Linked DNA regions of Homo sapiens: region 2 is linked to region 1. Evidence: read pairs that join two places in POLR2A ChIA-PET (ENCODE). Cell type or tissue: A673. All regions are shown on one strand. Links, peaks and the distances in the headings refer to the core of each region. The heading gives the core; the rest is flanking DNA. Region 1 has its middle 66 kb from the start of RDUR. Region 2 has its middle 150 kb from the start of RDUR.

What was found. Peaks named below come from ENCODE experiments on the same cell type or tissue, not always from the same donor. Only the 100,000 strongest peaks of a DNase experiment are listed, where the experiment ranks them.
Region 2: POLR2A ChIA-PET joins it to region 1 with 12 read pairs; 2 of 35 experiments call an interaction of 5 or more read pairs at or near these places.

What each region holds. Positions count from the first base shown.
Region 1 is chr3:102,002,758-102,011,645 of GRCh38, forward strand. No RefSeq gene overlaps it. Among named protein-coding and RNA genes, the nearest start is that of RDUR, 66 kb to the left of the region's middle. In A673, for the core only: no CTCF peak of the experiment used is centred there; a DNase peak (open chromatin) is centred at 4,574.
Region 2 is chr3:102,085,291-102,094,178 of GRCh38, forward strand. No RefSeq gene overlaps it. Among named protein-coding and RNA genes, the nearest start is that of RDUR, 150 kb to the left of the region's middle. In A673, for the core only: no CTCF peak of the experiment used is centred there; DNase peaks (open chromatin) are centred at 5,091 and 5,421; H3K27ac peaks cover 1,043 bases.

The DNA of each region.
Region 1 (8,888 bases), core at 508-8,507:
GTCTGATTTCCCCCTCCCCTCAGTACATACTTACCTTTGTAAAAGACTATAGATCTCTTTGGGAGAAAGATTAACAGTCTAAATATTTGGCAGTGTGCTATGTCCTTCCTCAAGGGGAACCAGCTTCCCCTTTATTCAAGGGGGCCTTGATCTGTAAATTGGCTCATCAGAAGGTTAATTGAGGGCCTGTGCCTCCTTTGTTTTTTTGATTCACTTTAGAATTCGGTTCACTTGACCTAGATCTTTTCTGCTTACATAGATGAAGTAAGAATTTAGTAGGCTTCTTATCTCTTTAGCTTGTAGGAACACCATGATCATTTAGTCAATCACACAGGATGATTACTGCTTTGACTCTGCTCTTCATCATGGTGACCACACTCACCTTGCCTTTGGTGGTTACTGAGGGCTGCCGCTTGGCTTCTGCCACCCTGGGATCCAATTACTACTGTTGTATTTAGATTTCCCAATTCAGGGGCTGCAGTTCCCATTGCAGGATCTGGTCTACAGAGAAGAGTGATTGTACAGCTCTTCAAATGTTAGAGCTCCTCTCAAAAATGTATTTCTCACAGTTGTGGTGAAAGTTATGTCTTCTGGACCCTGCCAGGGTGGGTGAGTAGACCTTAAATGACAAATTTACTCCAAAATTCCAATCTTTCTGGGCCTTTGAATCCCTTTCTCTACATTAAACCAAGGCAAGTCCAGCATTTCTAACACACTGTGGGCCACCTTTTGGTCCATGTTTTAGCCAACCACACAAACTGTTAGAGCCCTTTCTATTTCCCTGAGCTGCAACATTAAGTGCAGAATCTCTGCTTAGTGGGCTCATATCAATAAATTTAGCCTCATCCAACTTTATGTTCCTTCCACCATTATACCACACCCTTAATATCCATTCCCACATATATTCCCCAGATTTCTGTTTGTACAAATTAGAAAACTCAAGTAGTTATTTTGGAGTGTAGCACACCTCAAGGGTCACACTTTGTACCTCACCATTAGGGTCCTGCTGAGACTTGAGTCTAGGTGTAAGTCTAAAATTCAAAGGGGTTTTGGGGATAAGTCCTGAGGAGAATCGGCATTGCCTTGTTAGGCAATGGACTCAGAGGAGGCCATTACCTTTTCCTCAGACAATGCAGGGTTAATCCCTATAGATGAGGGTGGAGAGGATGCTTCTACTGGCAAAGAAGACTCATCAGAATTTGGAGGATTTTTGTCCCTCGCTCCATTAGGTTCTTCCCACATATTCCCATTGCAAATTCAGGATCCCGTTCTTTCCTAATCGATACCTTCATTCTATCAGTGGACAGAATAACCAAATAAACTTTTTAAAAAAGAGATATATAAATGGTGTTGACAAATATGGCTTACCAGGTATCAAAGCATAAAATAATGTTACAGGAATTAAAGAAGTATGTCTCAGGCTGAGTGCGGTGATTCATGTCTGTAATCTCAACACTTTAGGAGGCCAAAGCAGGAGGATCACTTGAGGCCAGATGTTTGAGTCCAGTCTGGTTAACATAAAAAGAACATGTCTCTTAAAAAACAAAACAAAAAAACCAAAAAAAACAAAACACCCAAAACAAGTATGTCTATGGCTTCCAGATAAGCAAATAGATGAGTGGACCAAAATAGAGATTCCACATCAGACTCATGCATATATGAATGAGTAATACTTTTAATGAGTAGCAAAATGAAGAATCACAAATACTTCATCTTTACCTAGAATGGATAACAGTGGATATTGATTATATATATTTACCTTCATCACCTGGACATTCCTCAGAACATCAGAGAATAGGAGACAAATCCTACAAATATTCAGCGTCCTATCACATCAATAAAATGTTTAGGAGTTTAGTGGCCTGGAGCATGCCAGGACATTACTTCCAAAATAAAGGGCAGATTATTGTACTATGTACTTCCTATCAAGAAGGAAAACAATACATGATAGGCTGGGAAAGTAATTTGCATTGTAATTCAGTCACAGGATACAGAGCTTGGGTATGGTTTCAGTTACGTCAGTTCTGCAGCTACAGGAGATAAATGTCTTAGGGCAGATATAGAAGTTTTCATGTCATTTTTATGCAAAAAACTTTAATGCTTGAGCTCATCCTTTTCTTTCTCCATTTTGTTCAGTGACAAGGAACAACCAGGCAATCTCATTATACTTGTTAGTTTGACAACAATGCTCAAAAATATTATATACATGGTCACTAGATGCTTGCTTCTTATAAGTGTTTGGTTGGGAGTATTCAGTGGTAATATTTTGTGTACCTCTATTATTCGTGATAGTCCAGATCACGCTAGGGACTACCAATGCTATTTTTACTACTGGAAATAGAGTCACTCGTATCTTTAAAACTAGCCAGATTAGAGAGCCAATTTCAGAAACTCTAGAACCAATTCAGAAAATTCATCCTGCAGATTCTGTTCCTCTGGAACCACTTTCAGAACCAAAATCTGTTACTAGTCAGCATTCTGCAGAGAAGCTGAATTAATTATCTCTATCTATCTATTATCTATTTTCTATCTATCTATCTATCTATCTATCTATCTATCTATCTATCTATCATCTATCTATCTATCTACCTATCTAATCTATTTACCTATTTCCTAAAAGATTTATATTTATCTTAAGATATTGGTTATAAGGAATCAACTGACGATTTTGAAGACTGGCAAGTCCAAAATCTGCAGAGCTCATGTCTCAGTTAGAAGGCTGTCAGGCAGGAGAATTCTTTCTTGGAAGAGGTCAGTCTTTTTCTACTGAGGCTGTCAGCTGATTGGATGAGGCTCACTTACATTGTGGAGGATCATCTGCTTTACTTAATCTATTGATTTAAATATCAATCTCATCCCAAAACATCCTTATGAAAAGACTCAGAATGCTCTTTGACCAAATATCTGTGCATCCCATGGCCCAGTCAAGTTGACACATAAAATGATCATAGTGAGCTAGTCACATGGTAATTGCTATGTGACCACATATATGAGTTGGTGCAGTAGTGGTGGATGACAATGACATGCAGATCTAGGCTAGCTGCTCATGTGTCCTTTTTGAACTCTCTGGCTTTGTTCATGCTAAATCCCAGATGTGGCACTTGCACATTTTAATGGCCTGCTTCTGGTTCCATCTGACCTTATGATTTTGTGGATCTGACAGCTCATGATCAGTAGTTCTGGCCACTTGTCCACTTAATGTCCCACGAACAAGCTATTCATCTCTACTAGAGTTCAGTGGAACAGCAGAATCTGTCATTTGTAAGCTGAGTAATTCTCCACTGCAGGGAGCATAATCTTGCTCTCTCATTAGTGTTTGTCATAAACTTTGCACAACATCTTTCCCCACTAATGATGTCTCTAATGCAATAATGACTACTGGTTATATAATTTAAAAAGCAGGGCCACTTGTACCAGAATCTAGTCCTATTTCATAGCTTTTCTCTGCTCGAGGTCCTACTCAAAGCTGGAAGCCTTTCATGTATCCTAGTGAATGGGTAGAACCAATATCTTAGATATGCAATACACTATCTCCAGAACTTGAACAAGTCTATTAAGGGTTGTATTCCTTCTTGGTGGGAGGTGCAAAGTACAAGAATCTGTCCTCTACTTCGGAGGTAACATCATGGCATACTTCAGGCCACTAGCCCCCTAAAAAATTTATTGATGTGACAGGCCCCTGAATATTTGTAGGATTTATCCTCTACCCTCTGTTGCTCTGATGGATGCCTAGGTGATCCGGTAAATGTATATAGTCAATATCCACTGTTATCCATTCTAGGTAAATGTGAAGTGTTTGTGAACTTTTAATTTTGATAGAGTCGGAAAATAATGCATTTATTAGATATATTTTAGTAACATTTATGGAACATTCCTTCATTTTACTACTTGTCAAAAATGTTAATTCTTATATTCATAAGTCTTATTTGTAATTTCTATATTGGTCCACTCATCTTTTTGCTAAATTTAGGGCAGATATATACTTCTTGAATTCCTGTAACATTATTTTATGCTTTGATACCTGGTAAGGCATGTTTCCCCACACCATTTATATATTTCTTTCTAAAAAAGGTTTTTGGTTATTTTTGCAAATTTTTTATTCCACAAACACTTTGAGATTAGTTTGAAAAGTTCCAAAAAAGAAAGCTGTGGTGGAAATTTTGCTGGGATTAGACTAACTTTATAGATGATTTTACTGTTGAACAAATGACTCAAAGAATATGAATATATGAACATAAAAACTTAGAGGAAGTTTGAGTCATAGACACACTGATAATTTCTGATAGAAGTAAATAGACAAAACTCTATCTTTAAATAAATGTTCTAAAACTCAGCAGCCATATTTTTTTCCCTCTGATGGGGACAACCTTCTTCATGAGCTACAAAGGACATTTGCCCACAGTTTCTATTGAGGGGCTTTCTTAGCACTGTTTCTGGGTATTTTTTTCATTTTATAATTGTGTTTAACAGGTCATGTAGAGGATTCAGAAACAAAATATGTAATGGACACAGTAATGAGGCACTTAAATTCTCCCTCAGGAGTGAAGCTCTTACCAAGTTCTGGGAGTACTGCCAGCAAATAACCCTCAGCTTTCAGTCCACACTGCGGGAAATGCCTCAGCTGAAGTCACTTCTCTCAAGAGCAAGCTCCCTGCTCAAGGAAGCTGAAACCCAAACATAATGTTGAATAAAAACAATAAAAGCAGACATTTTTACCCTGTTCCCAATTTTAGGGAGAAAACATTTAATATTTTGCCATTAAGAAAACACAAGCTTTTTGTTTTCTTAATGCCTAATTATGCATTATGCCTAATAAAGGCATAGATGTCTTTATTAGATTGTAGAATGTCCATTCTATTCCTAGTTTGTGGAAAGGTTTTTTCCTTCTTTTCAATCATGAACAGATTTTTGTGTTTGGTTAATATTTTGCTTTTTCTTGATAATATAATTTTTCTCCTTTAATCTATAATTTAGTGCGATACATTGGACATTCTTTTTTTTTTTTGAGACAGAGTCTCACTCTGTCGCCCAGGCTGGAATGCAGTGGTGTGATCACTGCTCACTGCAACCTCCACCTCCCAGGTTCAAGCGATTCTCCTGCCTCAGCCTCCTGAGTAGCTGGGATTACAGGCGCATGCCATCACACCTGGCTAATTTTTGTATTTTTAGTAGAGACAGGGTTTCAAGACCAGGCTGGTCTTGAACCCCTGACCTCGTGATCCGCCTGCCTCAGCCTCCCAAAGTGCTGAGATTACAGCCGTGAGCCACCGTGCCCTGTCTGGACATTCTGATAATGTTAAGCCAAACTTGATTTTTTGGAATAAATCCTTTAATCATGATGCATTTTAAAAAATGTAATGCTTTAATTGATTTACTAATGTTTAAGTTTTTTAAAATCTAGATAAGTTAGCCAGTGTCTTTTTCCTCTTTAAAAAGTCTTTGTTGCTGGGAGGAGCCAAGATGGCTGAATAGGAACAGCTCTGGTCTACAGCTCCCAACGTGAGCGACACAGAAGACGGGTGATTTCTGCATTTCCAACTGAGGTGCCAGGTTCATCTCACTGGGGTGTGCCAGACAGTGGGTGCAGGACAGTGGGTGCAGCGCACTGTGCATGAGCTGAAGCAGGGTGAGGCATCGCCTCACCCAGAAAGCGCAAGGGGTCAGGGAATTCCCTTTCCTAGTCAAAGAAAGGGGTGACAGATGGCACCTGGAAAATCGGGTCACTCCCACCCTAATACTGCGCTTTCCCAATGGGCTTAAAAAACAGCACACCGGGAGATTATATCCCGCACATGGCTCAGAGGGTCCTCCGCCCACGGAGTCTCGCTCATTGCTAGCACAGCAGTCTGAGATCAAACTGCAAGGCAGCAGCGAGGCTGGGGCAGGGGCGCCTGCCATTGCCGAGACTTGATTAGGTAAACAAAGTGGCCTGGAAACTCGAACTGGGTGGAGCCCACCACAGCTCAAGAAGGTCTGCCTGCCTTTGTAGGCTCCACTTCTGGGGGCAGGGCACAGACAAACAAAAAGACAGCAGTAACCTCTGCAGACTTAAGTGTCCCTATCTGACAGCTTTGAAGAGAGTAGTGGTTCTCCCAGAACACAGCTTGAGATCTGAGAACGGGTAGACTGCCTCCTCAAGCAGGTCCCTGACCCCCAAGTAGCCTAACTGGGAGGCACCCCCCAGTAGGGGCGGACTGACACCTCACACGGCCAGGTACTCCTCTGAGACAAAACTTCCAGAGGAACGATCAGGCAGCAGCATTTGTGGTTCACCAATATCTGCTGTTCTGCAGCCACTGCTGCTGATACCCAGGCAAACAGGGTCTGGAGTGGACCTCTAGCAAACTCCAACAGACTTGCAGCTGAGGGTCCTGTCTGTTAGAAGGAAAACTAACAAACAGGAAGGACATCCACACCAAAAACCCTTCTGCACATCACCATTGTCAAAGACCAAAGGTAGATAAAACCACAAAGATGGGGAAAAAATAGAGCAGAAAAGCTGGAAACTCTAAAAATCAGAGTGCCTCTCCTCCTTCAAAGGAACGCAGCTCCTCACCAGCAATGGAACAAAGCTGGATGGAGAATGACTTTGACGAGTTGAGAGAAGACTTCAGACGATCAAACTACTACGAGCTACAGGAGGAAGTTTGAATCAATGGCAAAGAAATTAAAAACTTTAAAAAAAATAGATGAATGGATAACTAGAATAACCAATGCAGAGAAGTCCTTAAGGACCTGATGGAGCTGAAAACCAAGGCATGAGAGCTACGTGACAAATGCAGAAGCCTCAGTAGCTGATGCGATCAACTGGAAGAAAGGGTATCCGTGATGGAAGAGGAAATGAATGAAATGAAGCGAGAAGAGAAGTTTAGAGAAAAAAGAATAAAAAGAAACGAACAAAGCCTCCAAGAAATATGGGACTATGTGAAAAGACCAAATCTGTGTCTGATTGGTGTACCTGAAAGTGACGGGGAGAATGGAACCAAGTTGGAAAACAGTCTGCAGGATATTATCCAGGAGAACTTCCCCAATCTAGCAAGGCAGGCCAACATTCAAATTCAGGAAATACAGAGAACACCGCAAAGATACTCCTCGAGGAGAGCAACTCCAAGACACATAATTGTCAGATTCACCAAAGTTGAAATGAAGGAAAAAATGTTAAGGACAGCCAGAGAGAAAGGTCAGGTTACCCACCAAGGGAAGCCCATCAGACTAACAGTGGATCTCTTGGCAGAAACTCTACAAGCCAGAAGAGAGTGGGGGCCAATATTCAACATTCTTAAAGAAAAGAATTTTCAACCCAGAATTTCATATCCAGCCAAACTAAGCTTCATAAGTGAAGGGGAAATAAAATCCTCTACAGACAAGCAAATGCTGAGAGATTTTGTCACCACCAGGCCTGCCCTAAAAGAGCTCCTGAAGGAAGCACTAAACATGGAGAGGAACAACCGGTACCAGCCACTGCAAAAACATGTCAAATTGTAAAGACCATCAAGGCTAGGAAGAAACTACATGAACTAATGAGCAAAATAACCAGCTAACATCATAATGACAGGATCAAATTCACACATAACAATATTAACTTTAAATGTAAATGGACTAAATGCTCCAATTAAAAGACACAGACTGGCAAATTGGTTAAAAAGTCAAGACCCATCAGTGTGCTGTATCCAGGAAACCCATCTCACATGCAGAGACCCACGTAGGCTCAAAATAAAGGGATGGAGGAAGATCTACCAAGCAAATGGAAAACAAAAAAAGGCAGGGGTTGCAATCCTAGTCTCTGAGAAAACAGATTTTAAACCAACAAAGATCAAAAGAGACAAAGAAGGCCATTACATAATGGTAAAGGGATCAATTCAACAAAAAGAGCTAACTATCCTAAATATATACGTACCCAATACAGGAGGACCCAGATTCATAAAGCAAGTCCTGACTGACCTACAAAGAGACTTAGACTCCCACAAAATAATAATGGGAGACTTTAACACCCCACTGTCAACATTAGACAGATCAACAAGACAGAAAGTTAGCAAGGATATCCAGGAATTGAACTTGGTTCTGCACCAAGTGGACCTAATAGACATCTGCAGAACTCTCCACCCCAAATCAACAGAATATACATTCTTTTCAGCACCACACCACACCTATTCCAAAATTGACCACATAGTTGGAAGTAAAGCACTCCTCAGCAAATGTAAAAAACAGAAATTATAACAAACTGTTTCTCAGACCACAGTGCAATCAAACTAGAACTCGGGATTAAGAAACTCACTCAAAACCGCTCAACTACATGGAAACTGAACAACCTGCTCCTGAATGAGCAATCTTGACTACTGGGTACATAATGAAATGAAGGCAGAAATAAAGATGTTCTTTGAAACCAACAAGGAGAAAGACAAAACATACCAGAATCTCTGGGACATATTCAAAGCAGTGTGTAGAGGGAAATTTATAGCACTAAATGCCCACAAGAGAAAGCAGGAAAGATCTAAAATTGACACCCTAACATCACAATTAAAAGAACTAGAAAAGCAAGAGCAAACACATTCAAAAGCTAGCAGAAGGCAAGAAATAACCAAGATCAGAGCAGAACTGAAGGAAATAGAGACACAAAAAACCCTTCAAAAAATCATTGAATCCAGGAGCTGGATCAACAAAATTGATAGACCACTAGTAAGACTAATAAAGAAAAAAAGAGAGAAGAATCAAATAGACGCAATAAAAAATGATAAAGGGGATATCACCACCGATCCCACAGAAATACAAACTACCACCAGAGAATACTATAAACACCTCTATGCAAATAAACTAGAAAATCTAGAAGAAATGGATAAATTCCTCGACACATACACCCTCCCAAGACTAAATCAGGAAGAAGCTGAATC
Region 2 (8,888 bases), core at 361-8,360, 82 kb after region 1:
GATACTGATTTTATTTCCTTTGAGTAAATACCAAAAAGTGAAATTGCTGGATCATGTGGTGATTCTATTTTAATTTTTTGAAGGACCCGCATATTGTTTTCCATACAGTTGCACCATTTTACTTTCCCACCAAGTGCACAAAGGTTTCAATTTTCCTATATCCTTCCAACACTTGTTATTTTTTGTTTGTTTGCCTTACCTCTTCCTTGAGCTCTACCCATTGCTGACATACACCAGCTCGAATCAGGACTCTGTAAGTGCATCATGCCCCCTGGCTTGGGCAATGCATCACCCATACGACCATGAAAGGTGACCTCACATGAAAAATGTGTAAAGTTATTTGGTAGTTTCCATCTTCAGGCAAGCTCTTGCTAATTGTTGATGTCATCATGAACATTGTTTGGCTATTAAAAGCTCATTAAGAGAGAAAAAGCAGAGATGAATGGTTATAATGATGGAGTGAGGCTCAGAAATAGTATCTCTCCTTATAAAAATTCTTCTTAAGTCTTTATTTAAAAAAACTTTCTCTGGACCTCTTAAACTAACATTTCTGTGTCTCTTCCAACAAAGAGTTTAAGTTTACAGCCTCCACTTAATCACTACCCATTCATTTCAAAACCTCATGCAGTCTAATTTCTGTCCTGCATATTAATATGAAGAGCACGTTGCTTCCAAGAACACAAATGATCTCTTAATCACTAAGTCCTCTCTGAACATTCATCTCTGATGATAGCTCTTTCCTGGAAAGCACCTCCTCCTAGCTTCCAAAGCACTATTCAACTTACAATGGCACATCTTTATTGACTGCTTATTATGTGTTAGACACTTTCTGGGATAGGAAACAAGATAATAGCTAGTAAATGATTGAAGAAACTGCAGGTGTAACTGTGATAAGTAAAGACTACATTAATTGCCATGAAGAAAAAATAATGTTCTTCTAGAGTAGCACTGTCCAACAGAAATAAAATAAAAGCCACATATGTAATTTTAAACGTTCTAGCAGCCACATTTTAAAAGTAAAAGAAAATAAAGGAAATTAATCTTAACATTTTATTTAACTCAATGTATTCAAAATATTATCATTTCAACATATAACCAATATACAATTATGATGAGATTATTTATACCATTTTTAATCACTAAGTCTTCAAAACCTGTATGTGTAAAATTATGTATATATACTATATAATACATATACAATATATTAAGTCTTTAAAATCTGTCTATATCTATATAGTGCTGTGTATTTTACACATAAAAGCCATTTAAATTTGGACTAGCTGCATTTCAAATACTTAAGAGTCCATGTATCTGGAGGCCATATCAAACAGTGACAATCTAGAGAGCAGAAATAGAACAAACAAAAGAAAGACAGTTTTGGCTCAGAAATAGAACGGTTTTTACTAGCAGTTAACAATTATGACTGTCCAGCAATGAAATGAACTTCTTTCCGTAGAAAGCTCTCAAGTGGGAATGAGGCTGTAGATAGGGATAAGTTGGTTTACTTTTTTTTATTTTATTTTTTATTTTTATTTTTAGCTGACATGGGATAATCATATGTACTTATGAGATATAGAGTAAATTGGTTGAATTTTAATGTCCCTCAAGTAATTACCTTTTTAAAAAAGATAATTAAAATGTCCCAAAATAATGTATTAATATTTGGGGGCAACAATTTACACAATGCAGAGGTGTATAAAGAAATGTTTAATAATTTTCTCTTTCACTTTCCATCTCTGAGTAAACAAATGTTAACAATTTGGTATATATCCTTTCAGACATTCCTCTATATTCATATAAAGATATATAAGTACACACGTATATTTTTAATTTTAAAAAGGAAAATATGATAAAATATATACACCTACTATGTCCCCACAAAAATTAAAAAAGTTTTTAAAAAGGAAAACATGACAAAAAGGGTGTGCCATAGTTTACTTTGCTAATATATTATTACATCTTTCTAGGTCAATATATGTGTATCTCACTCATTTTTAAGTGGCTGCATAATTTTCTATATGACTGATATACCATAATTTATTCAAACGTTCACCTACCAGGAGCCTCATGACATGTCCAGTTGGGCCACCTCTGATGTCAGCCACACTTGAAGGGGACAGTTCCACGTGAATGTAGAATCAGCTTGTGCTGACAGCATCTTGACTCAAGTATGTGTCTTGAGTTGTTTTGCTTTTTTTCTCTAGAGTTTCTCTCTAATGGCTGTGCTCCCACCTCCTGACCGCCAGTGGGCAATTCTGTAAGTTATTCAGGAGGCAGAATCAAGTGCTGTTGCTTTCAGGAGTGATCAACTTCCATTTTTAATTGGGCTTTTCAATCTTCCCCGCCTCATTCTCCCTGGTCCCATGATCCCCTCTTGGAGTCACCTTCCAAATAAACTGGCTGTGCAGGAGTCTTTCTAATGACAGACATATGGATAATTTTTACTGTTTTTTTTTTTTTTTTTTGTGATGGGGTCTTGCTGTCACCCAGGCTGGAGTGCAATGGTGCAATCTCGGCTCACTGCAACCTCTGCCTCCTGAGTTCAAGCGATTCTCCTGCCTTAGCCTCTCAAGTAGCTGGGATTACAGGTAAGCACAACGAAGCCCGACTAATTTTTGTATTTTCAGTAGAGATGAGGGTTTTGCCATGTTGGCCAGGCTGGTCTTGAACTCCTGACTGTGGGCGATCCACCCACCTTGGTCTCCCAAAGTGCTGGGATTACAGGCATGAGCCACTGTGCCTGGCCGATTTTTACTGTTAATAAACAGAGATGCACTGAACTTCTTTTTTAAATATTATACATCAGTGCTTTTTTATTTTTAAGTATTAGATTATCAAATGAAATGTGTCATCAGATTACATTTCAAAAAGGCTATAGCAAATCACAGGCCAAGTGACAGTATGCAGGAATCCTTTTTATATACACACTACCCATCAAAGATTACTGTACAATTTTTGCCACTCTGATTTGAAAGTAGTGGTATGTCATATTGCTATATTTTCCTGTCAGATGTGATGCAAGGGGCATCTTTTCATGTTTTTGAAAATTTATTTATGTCAGCTCATGCAAAAAACCATCTGAGATTGATTAAAGACATAAATGAAAAAACATAGTGAAAATATTCAAAGAAATTTCAGAGAAAGTTTGTTTCACCATGTGTGAGGAAGACATTCTTAACTATAAATAAAGATGGATAAACTTGACTAGATTAAAATTTTGCTTTTTTTTTAAGTTCTGATTGAGCAAATGATACCATAAGCAAAGTTAAGACAAATGATGGACTGGCAAAAATATCTACAAAACATAAAATAGACATGATGAATTGATATAAAAATCAAGCTATCTTATAGAAAAGCAGGCAAAGGCCAAAAACAGAAGAAAATGTGTGGCATCTTCCTTCCTATTAGCAGTATAATTCTCCAGGTTATTTTTAGATGTACACACAAACAGAGGCCTGTAAGCTCAGGACCAATCTTTTCAAGAGAATTCGTTCAGACAGAGCTTACTTTGACTTGGGGACTACAGGTCAGCTGCTCTGGAATTCAGAGGCCACATCTCTGTAACACAATGGAAGTTACAAATAGTCTAATACATTTTGTCTACCTAGACCCAAGAATAATGTCCTTGTATTATGTGGGCTGGCATTCATACACCTAACTTCTCTTGGCCTGCATCATTTATCTGATTCTTCCCAATATATTGGATTAGGCAATTTCTAAACTTTATAAACCCTTTTATTGTGTGTGTAGTTCACCCCATCATATCAGCCACCAGGTAGAACCCCCAAGGTATCACAAGTCTGTGCAATTTATTTTGATATCTTAAAAGCATTAAAAAAATCTCATCTCACACAGAACATAAAACAGATATATTGCAATGCAGTGATGCCAGATGGGTTAACATTTATATTTCTTTTCTACTCAATGCTCCATGGTGAAAATAATAGTATTTCTTTATCCTTGTTTGTACTGTCTGAATGCCATAAATTACGGCTCTGCTCCAAAGCTGGTGCTTTATAAAGCCATAATCTGTTCACACACAAATAAAATGTCTTTCTGTATTTGGCCTTTGGACATAACTTCAGTGGGGGGAGAATTTATGAGCTATCAGATCCATGAGCTGCATCAGGTGTGCCAGAAGTTATGTTGATATGGCACATGAACTTAGATTCAAATCTAAGTTTAAGGTTTTAATGGGCCAGTTAAGTACAAACACTGGGGCCTGGTTTTCCTTCCCCATTGAACGAACCACTTTTTGCATAGGAATCTATTTATTTTAAATGTAAGTATAGAGAGGGAATAGCCTCAGAGGCAAGTGCTCACTGGGAGAGGAGAGAGGGGATCGATTCTTCTTTTGTAGTTGCTGCCGTTAAACTCCAGATGAAAAGATGCCTAGTGACATGAAGCTGTGAAAATGCCTTCAGACAATGTTTTAGAGCCTGAGATAAACAGTAATGGGACACAGCTAATTAGCTATTAAAACAATTGAATGGATTTCATTGAATTTTTACCAAATGGCAGAAACTGTTAGCTCTGAAGATTTTTTTCAGTAGCATAGGTTCAAACTTAAATGCATTAAAAACAGGTAATGCAGATTTAAAAAGACAAGTGATGCTCTCTTTACAGGATGTACTTTATGTTCAGGTCATGAGATTATATGAATTGTCCGTGGATAGTCTCATAACCCATAGTTTACAAGAATTTAGTGTATTGTGTAGTTAACGGCTGACTGCCTGTGCGGTCCAGTATTTTTATGGTCCTGAGAAAAGCATAGGTTTCTCTGTGAAGCAGTTGTGGAAAGGTTGTAAAGTGACCTCAACTGACTGCTGAGTCGTCTATTGACGTCAAGAACATTTTATAGTCTGGTGTTTGGTGTATTTTTAGACTCTAAAATCATGGCTGATATATTTAATAGCATCAGTCTTTGACTCATGGATTTATTGTTTAACTCTTACCATTTGCTTTTAACAGAGAAATAGCTATAGAATGACAAAACTCTTCCACTTTTTCAAGTGCATTTTTACCCATACAAGAGGCCATTAAGCATTCTGTTCACATGCTGTGAAAGTAAGGGGCTTTAGTACTTAATTTGGAGAGGAAATGTGATTGAGGACAAAGCGCAGGACCTGGACTCTTACTGTGCACGTGCAATTTGTTAGCTGTGTAACACTGAGGAAGAGACTTAGGATCTCTAGGCATCAATTTTCTCCTCTGTGAAATGGAGATAGTAATATCTGCATCATTTGGAATGCTATCTGTGTTAAGAAGCCTAGTCTCAGAAAACCCAGTTTCAAATGGGCTTAAGCAACGGGTAAGTTTATTATCTCATGTAATTAATTGGAAACCCAGAAATAGCGTGGGTTTCTGGTGCAGAACAATCAGTGGCTCAAATGTCATTGGTGACACAGGATATTTCCACGTCTTCCTTTGCCAGATATAGATGTCATCTCCAGCTGCTTCCCTTTGTAATTATAAGGTGGTTGCCAGTGACAATAGAGATGAATGCTTTCTAGTTCTGTCTAGCTGAAGACAGAAAGAAATTTCCAACCTTCCAGTCTGGAATATAAATCCTTCGCTTCATTGATTGGGTTAACTTAGGTCCTGTATTAACTCTTCATCCTACCCCAGACACAATCAGAGGAATTCATTGCTCCTATTGACTCATCATCTGAGAATGGAACACAGAAGTTCACAGTGTCCGTGGTGCTTTCCATAGCACTTTACAGAGTAGTTGTGAGGGCTAATTTAGACGCACAACATGTGGTACATACAGGGTATTCCGTTAATGGTAATTACTACCAATTCTATTATTATTACCACTCGGTGAGTGTTGGCTCACTCACTGGTGCATTGGGCTCCATAGTTTACCCTGTTTGACCTGAATATGGTGGTAAAGGCGACAAGCTCACAAATTTGCCTCCTATTTGAGTCACTGAATTTTGTACAGAGGAAACAATCTTTAAAAAGCCTATTTATGTCTTAGCTACAGTGCTAAGCCCCATAAGACGTCTTACACATTTTGCCCCTGTTTACAAGGAAACCCAAGCAAGAGGCCATGAACAAGTCAGGACAAACCCATCATCACTGTGGAAAAAAATTTAGGTAATTAATTTTTAAAAACTTTATAAGAAATACCACCAATTAAAGGACATAACTTTTAAAAAGTGAATTCTTAACTGATGTAAATGGGTAAATAAGTCAGTTTTGCATTTTAAGAACACATACTCCGGTGCCAACTAAGTAATGCTTCCTCCACGTGGAAGTACTACTAAACCATGTGCTTAGATTAGACTTAATGTTAAAAAGTTTTTTTTTTCCCCTCAAATCATTAGACTCTGAAAAAGCACAGAATTTCAAGTGTTGACCAAATTCTTCTAAACTCATATTTAAACTTGTTAGACCAAGCCAGGTATGTTTGAGCATGTAAACAATTCATATGAATCCCTTCTTTTTCTAAAGGGAGTGGTCTATATAATGAACAGGTCTAAGTGTCCAAATTGTTCTTGGAAAAAAACAGTGTACCAAGAGTCAGGAGTAGGGAACAGATGACACTGTTAAACAGGATAATTTGAAGATAAATTAATAAAGGGAGTACTAACAAAGTTGTGGGCAGGGGGGAGAAAAACCAAAAGAGATTGTGCAGTGCAGTAGTCTAGAGTCAGTAAAGGCCAGAGCAGAGGAGTTACGTCTGCAGGCCTATGTCCCTCTAGCTTGTACCCAGGTTCCTCATTGGCTGAGCTCATCTGAAGCCAGAGGACAGAGGATGATGAAGCCTGTGGATACAGCCAAGTGGGGAAGTCTCCGCAGCTCAGAGCAGGGTGCAGGGTGGGCTTTGGATTTGCAGAAGCCAACAGAGATTTTAAGCACACAGCCTTTTCCAACAATACTTTTATTTCAGTCATAAACCTAGGAAGATCCCATCACCATTTAGTTAAACTGTGGAACTTAAAGAACATGAGGCAATTTTGGGGACCAGTTAGGAAGCTTAGATCTGCTGTCTTTTCTGACTTCATATTGACTTGAGACTTGGTTCAAACTTCATAAGGTACAGTGAGTATAAAGTTTCCAGGACAGATTCTGAATGAAAGTGTTTCCCTGGAGACTTCCTGACCAAGGATGTTATGAATTTGGGATTATGTTCAATCTTAAAGGTTTCAAGTTTATAGATAAACAGTTTCTCGAGACACCTCTACGTCCCTGGAACTTCAGGTATGGAATATGACATTAACTGATAGCCTATTTTGTTTTTTTCCAGGGATTTAAATTTTTTTCTAAAATTTGGTTATTGTTTGGTTTTGTTCAGTTATATGTCACACGTTATGTTTTTTTTCCATATTGACTAAGCTTGCCCACTTAAATAGTTGCATCAATGCAGATTGATATCATCACTTTTCTAAGTGGATGATGATGAAGTGGCTTAAAAATCATAGACCTCAGTGTTTTCAGATACCTTAGGAATACTGTAATCACCGTGGCAAACCATAGTTCTGATGACTCAATCCGTTTCAGGTTGACTTACTGTGGATTTCCTCGTTTCCTTCAATGTAATATATAAACCACACCAACTCCCTAAAATCAACTTTCTTCACCTCTAAAGTGTGGTTAATTCTTTTAATCATCTGCTCTTTAAACTGATCTCTGTAGCCAAAGCAATGTGGTGGTTGGATGTGGTAGACAATAGGTTTAAAGTTGATGCAGATAATTCATTACATCAATCATTTGCATTGACTTAGTTACACAGATTGACAACTCTCTCTACATCTCTCTCTCACCTTCCCTCCATTCTTAATTTCCTTCCCTCCCCGACTCTTTTATTGCATTAGACTCTACTAGTATTACTTGTAGATCAAGTGTTTAGGTGCTGATGGCAGGATACAGAAGAAAAAATGTGTATGGGCAAAAACACTCAACAACTTCCAACCAAAAACCAAAAACCTTGATGTGTTTGCAAGTTTGCTGAGCTGTACAACTCTATGAGTTATAGAAAAAATACATGTGGCTGATTCACTGAGAGTCAAGAGGAAGTCTCAGAGCTCTTCACACACCAGATAAGAAAGTCCTTTCCTGGCATTCACAACACCACTTTCAGGAGTGCATAGGGTATTCTAGAACTGTGAATATTTCTGGCATAACCCTCATCTCTCCTTTTTCCTCAATACTCACAGCCTTAACATCGCCTTCTGCCTTGAAGCCAGTAGGATGAATTTCACCATGAGCTTTCCCTTTGGCCTGGTCTGTCCTGTCCCTACATGAAGCCCAGAGCCCTCCCCAGGCACAAGCACTCTGATCCTCACACAGCTGCATAGTATTGGAACACCCCTGATTTCTTTTCTATATATTACATTGGGGAGAATATAGTTTATGCTTCTACTTGTTTGTTTGCATGTTTCCTTCCCTAGAATGTAAAGTCTATGATGTTTGGGAACGTTATTGTTTTGCTCACTGTAATAGCCCCAGTGCCTAGCTCAGAGCCTGGCATACACTAGAGCTCAAAATATCTTTGTTGAATGAATGAACATGCCAGAATATACCCCCCACCCCGTCTGTATGTGTGTCTGTGTGTGTGTGTACATACCATATCCTATGAGGGCTATCTTTCAAAGCTGTCATCTTAAGAAGTTATATACTTACTCCTATGGTGGCACTTTAACAAATATTTAAATTAGAATATTAAAATGTCAAGTGTCCAATAATATTTCGTTTTAATTATGTCAGGCCAATTCTAATTTTATGCCTCCATGTCTCCCCAACTAGGATTTGAAGAGATTGAAGACTGTTCAGTGATAACTCAGCATACCCCCAATTCCACCCCATTTCACTCTGTGAAGAACTAGTTCAGGTATGTGATAAGGAGAACCATGGGGTGGAATCCAAAGAGGGCTCCTATT